2 separate regions of the Homo sapiens genome follow, and region 2 is linked to region 1. A link is an interaction called in ENCODE POLR2A ChIA-PET data of the cell type or tissue named here. Cell type or tissue: PC-9. All regions are shown on one strand. Links, peaks and the distances in the headings refer to the core of each region. The heading gives the core; the rest is flanking DNA.

Region 1 (5,376 bases), core at 77-5,076:
ATTCAGGCTCCTCTCTAGGGTCGGCTGATTGACTCTGGAAAGAACTCGCGGCTTCTATGGCAACGCATTGTGCTAGGAGGCCCTGTCCACACCACTTTCCTAGGTTTTTGTTTTGTCCACCCTGTCTCTACATGGAATTTGGGAAGAAGAAAATTGGCTGGTGTTTTGGGGAACATAAAAGGTGCAGGTGCTGTTAGAAAGCTTTTCAACACACACACACATACACACACACACACACACACACACACACACACACACACACACACTTCTTCTAAAAAAGTCAGTGGACTTAGCTTGTTTTCTTCCCTCTCAGCAATCTCATTATCTTTAATTTAAGGTCGAGTAGAAGAGACTTTAACCCTGAAGCTCTTTTTACAACAGTTTTAGTGATGCAGAGTAAGTTAGTGCTTTGTTTGGGAAAAAGAAACAAAAAGAGTGCTTTTTGGGGAAAATTTAAAATGGCTTTCCTAGATCAAGGATGAGCAGCATCGCAGGTAATTTTAGAGACTCCAGAGTTAATGGTAATGACTCTAATGATGAAGCCTTCTATGCCTTGAACACCTGCTACATGTCAGGCATCACTTAGTCCTCATGCTCATTATCAGCCCCAGTTAATGGTTGAGGAACCTGAGGCTCAGAGGGTTTCTGTTACTTGCCCAAGATAACACACTGGCAGGTGTTAGAGTCTGTGTGCAAACCAGGTGTGTCTGATCCAAAGCCTGAATTTCTAACCATTCTATCTTGTGCTGGTGATGCAGGTGGGGATATGATGTTGACTTGGTCCCAGGATGGTCTCCTACAGGCAGCATGAGTCACTAGAGAGGACAAGAACAGACTCAGTACAAAGGCAGCCAGGTTCCTTGGTGTTTATTTTAAGTAGGTTTGAACCATAGCGTGATGGGTTAGACCCACTTTTGTTTGTGTAATTGAACCCTCAAACAAAGAATCTGAAATTGGCCAATATCAGATCCAGGGTGACCCTACTGGTCCTTGTCAGTCAGGGTTATAACACTGGCTAGAAATGACCCACTCAATGGAAATACAGAGCCAGGGCTGCAGGTTTATCCTGGGTGGTGTTGTCTCCTATCTGAGGGGCTTCTGTGGTCTCCACGGGGGTCATCCCTCAGCTTGTGGGAGGAGGCAGCCTGATCCTAATCCTGTACGGATCTGCAGCCTGCTCCATTCAGCATTGCTTTTGCAGTGTTAATAGATGGGGTAGACAGTCTTTGCAGTCTCCAGCAGCAGAGTGTCAGCCCCTGCTGGATACTTGGCCACAACTTTAAATCCATGGCACTTGTTGGGGAGGGTGTTTATGTTCCCCAGGTTTTTGATCTGGCATGAACTTTGAGAAAGGAAAAGAATAATTGGCAAGGGCTTTTTCTCTGAAGAGCTACACTCTCTGGCCAAGGAAATCTGAGCTTTAGTGTCTGTGTTTGCAGGTTTGGGGGTGCTCTCACTGCTCTGTATGTAGACTATGTGACATTGACACCAGAGCCACAGACTCTCATCTCTTTCCATATCTGAAATATTCCCGTGTTTAAAAATTGCCATTGTCATTGAACTCTTCACCACCATTGAGAATCATGTATTCTATTCTGGGGTGGTTGGATTGATAGACTGTTGAGGGTTGGGAGGAAAAGAGGTGATGAGAAGGTGGAAAAGTTATTTGTTGAGTTTTCTCAAGGATCTGAAGGGCACTTTGAGAACTCTTTCCTGGGGCCATTTTGTGTATTTAATCACAGTCAAGTCTACTATCAAAGAAGCATATATCTCTACGCCACACACACACACACACACACACACACACACATATACACTCACTTACACACACACAGGCTTCTTCCATCTCCTCTACAGATGGATTGAAAGTTGCCCATTGGGTGGTGTGTGGTGGCTCACACCTGTAATCCTAGCACTTTTGGAGGCCGAGGTGGGTGGATCACTTGAAACCAGGAGTTCAAGACCAGCCTAGCTAATATGGTGAAACCCCATCTCTACTAAAAATACAAAAAATTAGGCAGGTGTGGTGGCATGCACCTGTAATCCCAGTTACTCAAGAGGCTGAGGGAGGAGAATTGCTTGAACCCGGGAGGCAGAGGTTGCAGTGAGCCAAGATTGTGCCATTGTGCCACTGCACTCCAGCCTGGATGACAGAGTACGATTCTGTCAAAAAAAAAAAGAAAAATGGAAAAAGAAAAAATTGCCCATGGGAATGACAGGTAAAACACAGAGGATGTTATATGTTAAGCTGATGTTTCAGTGTAGGATTGCTCAGGCCCAAAGGGCAAACCATTACATGTTCAACTTAAAAAAACAAAAAACAGGGCTGGGCACAGTGGCTACACCTGTAATCCCACCACTTTGGGAGGCCCAGGTGGGCAGATCACTTGAAGCCAGGAGTTTGAGACCAGCCTGGACAACGTGATGAAACCCAGTCTCTACTAAAATTACAAAAATTAGTCAGGCGTGGTGGTGCAGGCCTGTAGTCCCAACTGCTCGAGAGGCTGAGGCAGGAGAATCTCTTGAACCCAGGAGATGGAGGTTGCCATGTGCTGAGATTGTACCACTATACTCCAGCCTGGGCAACAGAGTGAGACTCTGCCTCAAAAGCAAACAAACAAAAAAGGAAGAACAAGAAACAAAACAAAAAAGCAGCAGGAATTGTGTGCAGCGAGGTCCCTTCCATGATCCCAAGGTGGAGGGTGGGATCACCTGGTGTTGGAGGTGGTGAGGCTTAGGGCTGAAGATCAGGGTGTCTGACTCTCACACATTCTTACTGATAATAAGAAGCCAGATGTTTACATCCTGGCTGGCCAGCTGGGCCAAATCTTCCAAGTTCAACTGGTGGCATTAAAAATATCCTACTTTGTAAAATATTTGCCCTCTGAGTTTGTATGTCTAGGAGTGCCCCAGAGAAGGGGGAGAAACAGGACAGATGGGCTGTGGACTCTGTGAGAGGTTGGAGGGTTTCTGTGGGAGCCACTGGGAATGGGGTGCAGTGGTCCAGCTGCCAGGCACTTACAAGCTCTCTTGAATCCTGCCTGTGGTCAGGTTATTAATGAAGGAAGGTGGCCACAAAGGAAGGTGGCCTGAGCCCAGGAAGGAACTGAGCTTTTATCTACAGAGGTCAGCACCTTGACGGTGGAGGAGGTTTTGTTCCTCCTTCTTCTGGTTGCAGGGATACCTGCAAACAAGTTTGCACCCTAAGAAGTCTCAGAGTCCAGGGTGAGGCTTAGCCCCAAAGCTCCTCTCCTTTGAAGTTGACTGGTTGCAATGGTACTGCAGAGCAGGAAACATGGGAAGTAATTATCTTTTTAGTAGGTCACTGGCCTCCTTTGGGAGAAGAGACCAGAGGGAGAGGGGAGAAGGCGAATGGCGCGGCCCCCCCAGAGGCTGCGCCTGCAGTAGCTGCCTTGGTGATTAATAGCCATGTCACATCCGACGAATATTGCCTTAAGCAGCCGCGTTCAAAATTGAGTGGGAATGAAATAAAACAACCCAAAATAAATGTTTCCTCTATTCCTTAGGAGTTGCTGGAATCTAGAAATAGCTTTTCAAATCTATAATTTTAAATGGCATCATTCACAGCACTCTGCGAGCCCGGCTTTATTCTCACATGGATATCGCTGTGCGCACAAGCACCACTTTTTGATTTTAAAGACCATGAAAAATTTGAGCTAAGTGACTTTTTTTTGGTATTGAAATAAAAATTATATTTACAGAGAGAAATATAGCCTTTGTATGTGTTTTTAAAGGAAAATAGTAACCCAGTGGAGGAAAAGGATGGGAAGAATATTGTGTCCACATAGATCATAAACTGGAACAATAAAAATGTCTGGCAGGCGGTAATTGCTGGCCAGCTGCAGGGATTACAGCCCTGTGAGCTGTGTTCAGGGCCCTGTGCCAGGATGCTGGCAACCAGAGTCCAGGCCTGGACTGTCATGGCCCTTGGTGAGGCCAATGGGGCCTGAGAGCATAAATAAGAGGGTGACCACAGCATGGCAGGGCAGGGTCTCTCACGGGCCAGGCCCTCTGGGGACCCTAAGTCTTGAGGCCCTCGGTCTCTGCTACCTCTGCTGTTGCCAGGCTGCCTGCATGGGGCTGATGGTGGCAGTCACAGGGCTGACCTCTTGCTGCATCTTTGGGTGGGAGAAGCTTCAGTAGCCCTCAGTGTCATTCCTCCTTGGAGAAGCCAGAGAGCACATCTGATGGGTGGTGAGAAGTGAGAGTAAACTCCCTGCTCAGTGCTTGGGGATTGTCAGGGTCTTGGGCCAGAGGGAGGGAAAGAAAGAGTTGGGTGGTGCCTACTCTTCTGCCCACCCACTTGTTTCCCTCTGGCCCCTGGCAGGAAAGCCTGTGGTGGAATGGGCTATTGGGCATAGGGGAGGCTCCTTCCTTTCATTTCATCTTCTATCCCTGTCCTAACTGCCCTGGCTCCCAGCCAGCACACCAGTGTCTGAGAATTGAATTTTGTTCAGAGCATCTAATGACAAGCAAACGTTCCAAGGAGAAGCAGGGAAGGGTGGGTGGAGGGGTTGCTGTGGAGCTGCTGGGAGTTGGCAGGACATTCATCTGCCCTCCTGCCTCTGTCTTTCCTGGGTGCATATGTCAGGCCAGGCTGGGGCACCAGAAGACTGAGCGGGCCTTCCCTCAGTGGGCTGAGTCCAGTGACAGGTGCTGTTTTAAAATGTAGGTTGTATTATTACTCAGTATGGTGAGCTTGGCAGATCAGAAGAGGACAGCCATTGAAAGCATAGTTTGTTACTCACAGTTCCCAAGAGAAGGGGCACGCCATGCCACGCAGGGCCACACGGGGAAACAATAGCATTGGTTAGAAGGGAGAGGGCATGAAGGGAAAATGTGGGCAAGAGCCTTTATTGTGGTTTCCACAGGAAGAGATGGGCAGGGTTGGTAAGCAGGTTTAAGACTGGCTAGTATGGATAACTTCAGAAGGCTCTGAGGCATAGGATCTGTCTGTCCTGAGTTGTCTGGTACCTGGCCCTGGGGAGACTAGGTTAGGCCCTGAGTGGAAGAGACAGATAAAGGAAGCAGCGGGAATGGGGTCCTGAACTGATTCATTTGCATATGAAAAATGCACTCAAAGGGAGTCGTTTGCTGTCTTCAGCAATTAGCTGGCCCTGGGAGCCCCTGTCCCTCCAGGGTCAGTAAAGTCTCAGATGTCCAAGCATCAGAGGCACATGGTTAACACAGGTGCACATGACACCAGCTGGAAAGGGAAGGTGCTGGGCCTCGCAGGAGGGGCAACATGAAATGCTCAGGGCATTCCAGGGAAAAGCAACTTCCTGCTTTGGTTGGTTTGGTTCTGTTTAGTTTTGAAGGGGTGTGCCAAGGAGAAGGGGAGAATCAGAGAAGTCT
Region 2 (5,376 bases), core at 65-5,064, 130 kb after region 1:
TGGTGTTGTCCTTTACAGTGGAATGGGTAGAGCTTCAGCATCTCCTTCCAGAACTTCCAGAAGTGTCTGGCCAGCTCTTGTCCTCCCCCTGCCAAGATGTTCTGCTGCAGGCTGTTCCCTGAGAGTTGCATGCATCTGCCACACCCTTTCAGTTGTAATTGTGACACCAGTGCAGAGAGATATCAATTCAGGGAGCAAAGCAGACATTATCCTTTCCCTCGATTGTCATGAGATGCCCCAGTTAGGTGTGGATCCCGAGGCACCCATGACATTGTCCTCCAAACTGTGCCTGCGGCCCCAGGTGATGTTGCTAAATTATACATGGGTAGAGGCTTTCAGCAGCGCTGTTTTTCCACCGGAGCACAAAGCACTGTGTTACAGCAGGGATTTTACATGTGGATCTCCAGGCCCCGCAGAAACCGCAGAGCTGCAGGGAAGCAAGTAACTATTTAACTGAGAGGGCACGTCAGGGTGTGAGTTAAATACAAATGAGAAGCAGATACATTGAGTGTAACTTTCTATTTGAGTTATTTCCTTGAGCACAAAAAAAAAAATGCTAAAAGTTTAAGTATTAAACCCATGTGGTTTTCGAAACAAAGAAAGTCAAGAAGGAACAAAGAAAAGTTTTACGGGCCACATTTAACTCTCCTGTCTGGTCAGATAAGAATCTGAGACCTTCAGCTCCTCCTAAATGATGGTAATTACTAGTTTTGTGATTCGGTATCTTTCTGTTCTCTGTGCCTTCTTCATTCTTATTTTACTCTAGTTATATTAATATGTCCTCACTTCCCTCCAACTAAAACACAAAGCAAAGAAAAAAGACTCGCTTCATTAGAGTGATTGAAAGACTATCTTGCACAGAGTAGATGCAGAAAAGCTATTTGTCACATGCATAAATGACATCCCCATCACTCTGGATCCTATCTCCAGGTTTATGTTAATTCCTCACATATATCAAACATGGCAGCTAGTCAGTGCCAATTCTTGAGACATAACATGTTTGAGAAACACTTTGGAAACAAATGGAAGCTCCTGACTGCAAGGGAAGGAAGGAGGGAACGTGGGCTGGTTATGTTGAGGATTAGATTCAAGTAGTTTGTTCTGGTATTTTGAATTCTTCAGGCAGTAAGTGACCCAATCAGAACAGCCTCACTTGATCTGTGCCTGCATTCTCCCCTTCACGTGTTTCTCTAACGTCTGTGACCTCCATTAGTATAAATTAATATAAGCATGGAAACAGGGCTTCTCTACATGTATGATATTTATTCATCTAACAAGCAGTTTTTGCAGGTCACAGAGGCCAGCCTACAGAAGGTTCTGCACTGTGTCCATGCTTAATGTAGTACTGAAAATTTGGATGTTTGCCGTCTGTCTTGCTATTAAGTTAGACTCTCTCACAATATCCTCAATGGTGATTTTTCTTCTGTCGATTGGACAGGTAAAGACCAAGAAGGAGGATTTTTTCCATGCCTGGAACTCGTGTCTGCACCACGTGGCTTCTCTGTCCCTGGCACACACTCACCGAGGTCAGTTGGCTCCTGTTGAATATTTGTAATTGAGTGACTCAGGGGTCTACGGGTCCCTGGAGACACAGCTCTGCAGGGAAAGGACAGTCCCAACACACAGGGAAGGGACAGTCCGTGTGTTGAATTTAGGGCCCCAAGTGACTTACAGAGACTTGAAGCTTGTGGTAAATCAACTCCCAACTTACTAGGAACACTGACCATATGACACCCACAAAGCCTGATGCTAAACCAGTCAGGAACAGCTCACTTAACACAACCTGACAATCACACGAAGCACTTGACAGGAGCCAGTTGGCAAAATGCCTGTCCCTCAGAAGTGGCCCTCTGCCTGACCATGATCTCGTTCCTAAACGGGAGGGTGTGCACACAGATAAAGTGAGAGTGTTTTAACAGGGGTCCTGCCTGAGGAATTTTAAGTGCCAGAATTACTTAGACCTCATCATCAAATTAGCAAGAAACTGGGTCAACCTTCTAAAGCAGTGGTTCTCAACCAGGGGCAATTTTGCAACGTTTGGATGTTTGGCAATGTTTAGAGACGTTTTTGGTTGTCACACTGAGAGGGGTAGTGCCACTGGTGCGCAGTGGGTGGAGGCCAGGGATACTGCTAACATGCTACAGGGCACAGACCGCTCCCCTGCAACCAAGAATTATCTAGCCCCAAATGACAGTAATGCTGAGATTGAGAAACTTGAGTATTCATTTTGGCTTCAGTCGACCAAAATAGCAAAATAAAATGAAACACTGAACACCAAGTAAGATCCATGACGGCTTATCATTGAAATTATTGTTTAATTTCAAGAATCGTCAGTTTGTTTCTCATCATGTCCTGATCTATGGGAAGAAGCTGTTAAAAGAGAAAGGCCAGTTGTTCACTGAGTTGGTAGCTTTATGGGATTTTTCATCACACTGGGTCACTGCTGGCCCTGGGAGGGCTGGGTTTGGTCATACCACAGCTTGCATCTGGGGCACTATCTCATGGGATGGAGATGGGCTCCTCGGTGGGATCAGGGCAGGTATTATGGCCAGGAACCTAGGAGTGTGCCTGCGTCCAACACAACCTCCCAGCCTGACCATCCCCCTTCCTCCCTGACTGGGCAGTTCCAAAAGAGCAAAGTGCATGTGATTCAGTGCCATGTGACTATACCTGCAGGAATGTGTGGGAGCCGCCCTAGGAGCTCTGATGAGAGCTGGATTGGAGTGAGTGCTTTAGGCTCAGACTGAGCCCAGCTTCTTCCTTCCTTCTAAGGACCAGCTCTTGGGACCTTGCACCTTTGGGTGAGCCTCCTAACACAGGGCTCTGGAGTAAACGTGCCGAGAGCACAGGTTTCTCATGGGACGGGAAGCAGGGGCCCCATGGGAACACCTCCCCAGAGACTGGTCTCCACCCAGTGACCACACTCTGAAATGACCATGACCGCATTGGCCTTCCTGATTCTGACTGAGTTCCACTTTCTGCTTCCTGGGACATGGAGGAGGAGCGAGGAGAGGGACCAGGAGCATCAGGGACTATGGGTCATGAAGGCACAGGATTGGGTCCCGTCATTTGCAGACTCAACATTTTTAATGTATTGCCCACCCACAGTGTATCAGGCTCAGAGAAACTGACTTATCTTAATTGAACTCAAAAATGAGTCATATTTAAATCTAAATGCCAGTTTATTCATCAGAAAGAAAATCCAGCCACCAAGTCATCAGTACATGCCCTATCTGTTCTACGAGCATATCTTCAGATAGAATTCAGTTATAATTAGGAGGTTGCAGGAAGTCACACTATCAAGACAGCTCGTGTCCTCAGGCCTGGCTGGAGATCTGAGTGTCCCCTGTGACCTGCTCCAGACCCTAGAGCCCACAGTGTGTCTACTTCCCTGGACTATCTCCATACACTCAGCATCAACCTCATTCCTTTAAGAAATTTATGTAAACCACCCTTCTTCTGTTGGTGGGTTATTTCTTCAGATTTGCCGATCGGGTTGAAACATATCTGGGGTATGAAACAGTACTTGAGACACCCTGATTGAAGGCGACTGTGTCTTGGGCCTTCTCATTCACTGTAGGTAGACTTGTACTGGCTTCACTCTCAGGGGTGGTGTGGCCCTGGCTCCTCCCTCTGGGCCCCTATGTACTGACCACAGATATCGCCCTTCCTGGGACATGAGGATGGACTATATGGACTCCTGGTGCAAAACTTCTAAGCATTCAGAAATGTGATCAAGTTTGAAAAGGAAGGGGGAAGTCAAAGAATCACTGCACAATTCATTTCACCTTAGAAACATGACAGTTGAGCCTTGGGCTGCACAGCCTGCTTGCTGAGAGCACAGTGGAGCTTAGTGAGGACTGAGGATGGGGGCTCTGGAGTCAGGTCACCAGGTTCAGATCCCGGCTTTACCTCTACCAGCTGTGTGACTGTGAGTGAGTTACAAACCCTCTCTGAGCTTCAGTTTCTTCCTCATTTATAAAATGTAGAGAGCATGATATTTACCTCGTGGGGCTGTTGGAAATATTAAATGAGACAACGCTCCAAAGCTCTTGCCTTTGCATCTGGCTCTTTGTTAATGTTTAATAAAACCTTTTTATTACTGCTAATCACTACTCTAGGAAAACCTTAGTTCTTATAACCAAAGTAGAACATTTTCGACCTTGTTCCTTAAAGGGAAGAAAAAGAGGAAAATGAAACAGGTTAAGTCTGAGTGTATGAGGTCTTCACACCCGGAGAAAATATCAAGGATTTGATGATGGCACAGTACAAAATAAATCCAAATCAACCCTGAACCTTTTATTGGTTCATAACCACAGTAGCACAAGTGATTATTTTCAGGAAACTGGCTTCAGGTTCAATGTCAGATAAAGAGGACTTGGAAGTATAAAGAAAGTAATGGAAGAAAAATCATAAGAATTAGTTCAATGACAGCATTTAGAAAGCCCAGGAATGTTTTGAAATCGAGAAATCCATCTGTAATGAGGAGGTCTGTACAGAACGGGTCCTAAAGATAAGGATGCACTAAACATAACACTAGCCAGTAAAATTTCACCAGCGTATCATTACATTCAAATAGCATGTTACCCTCTGGCAGAGGCCTCCAGGGGATGGGAGAAGAAGTAGAAGGAGCCCATCTGTCTTCAGTGACCAGACCCAGATGTTGCCTTTGGAGCCTTTTGAAGGAAGAATGCATAGGAAGGAAGAGAAGGATCAGTCTGTTAAAGCACAGTCTTTTTTTTTTTTTTTGACGGAGTCTCGCTCTGTCGCCCAGGCTGGAGTGTAGTGGCATGATCTCTGCTCACTACTCTGGGGACTACAGGTGCCCGCCACCACACCCAGCTAATTTTTTGTATTTTAGTAGAGACGGGGTTTCACTGTGTTTGCCAGGGTGGTCTCAATCTCCTGACCTCGTGATCTGCCCACCTCGGCCTCCCAAAGTGCTGGGATTACAGGCGTGAGCCACCGTCCCCGGCCTAAAGCACAGTCTTAATGTCACCCCAGATGACAATGAACTCAGAATTTAGCCATTTTTATTAGGAACAAATGGAAAAACACCTTCTGGCATCTGTCTCCGTTTGTCACCTGAAAACTAGGGAAAACCGTGTTTGAAATAAAAATGTTAAGCAGTCTCTGGTGGTTTCCGTAGTGGGATGTAACTGTTACAATGATAAATCGTTATTTTTCTGTGATACACATTTTTGTCTTGCCCTAGAAAGTGCAGCTCTGAAGCCTTGGTGCTGTCTGAACCCCTAAGGGTGTACCAATTCCTAAACAAAAAAGGAGAAAGGAGGCACTTTTATTAAATAAATTACATCCACTACTTTCCAGCTCTGTGCAGAATTGTCTCTTGCTTTTCTCATTCTCGAAGCTTGT

What was found. Peaks named below come from ENCODE experiments on the same cell type or tissue, not always from the same donor. Only the 100,000 strongest peaks of a DNase experiment are listed, where the experiment ranks them.
Region 2: POLR2A ChIA-PET joins it to region 1 with 10 read pairs; 2 of 35 experiments call an interaction of 5 or more read pairs at or near these places.

The regions. Positions count from the first base shown.
Region 1 is chr2:110,899,865-110,905,240 of GRCh38, forward strand. All of the region lies in intron 10 of ACOXL (acyl-CoA oxidase like), which reads left to right. Among named protein-coding and RNA genes, the nearest start is that of ACOXL, 170 kb to the left of the region's middle. RefSeq lists an enhancer at 3,573-4,073. In PC-9, for the core only: no CTCF peak of the experiment used is centred there; no DNase peak of the experiment used is centred there.
Region 2 is chr2:111,030,189-111,035,564 of GRCh38, forward strand. It overlaps ACOXL (acyl-CoA oxidase like), which reads left to right. Exons shown (of 18, transcript NM_001142807.4): 15 at 1,439-1,526. LOC124907866 (a long non-coding RNA gene) reads right to left here. Exons shown (of 2, transcript XR_007087182.1): 2 at 5,017-5,376. Among named protein-coding and RNA genes, the nearest start is that of ACOXL-AS1, 83 kb to the right of the region's middle. RefSeq lists an enhancer at 2,199-3,398. In PC-9, for the core only: a CTCF peak has its summit at 2,893; a DNase peak (open chromatin) is centred at 2,693; H3K4me3 peaks cover 1,586 bases; H3K27ac peaks cover 2,622 bases.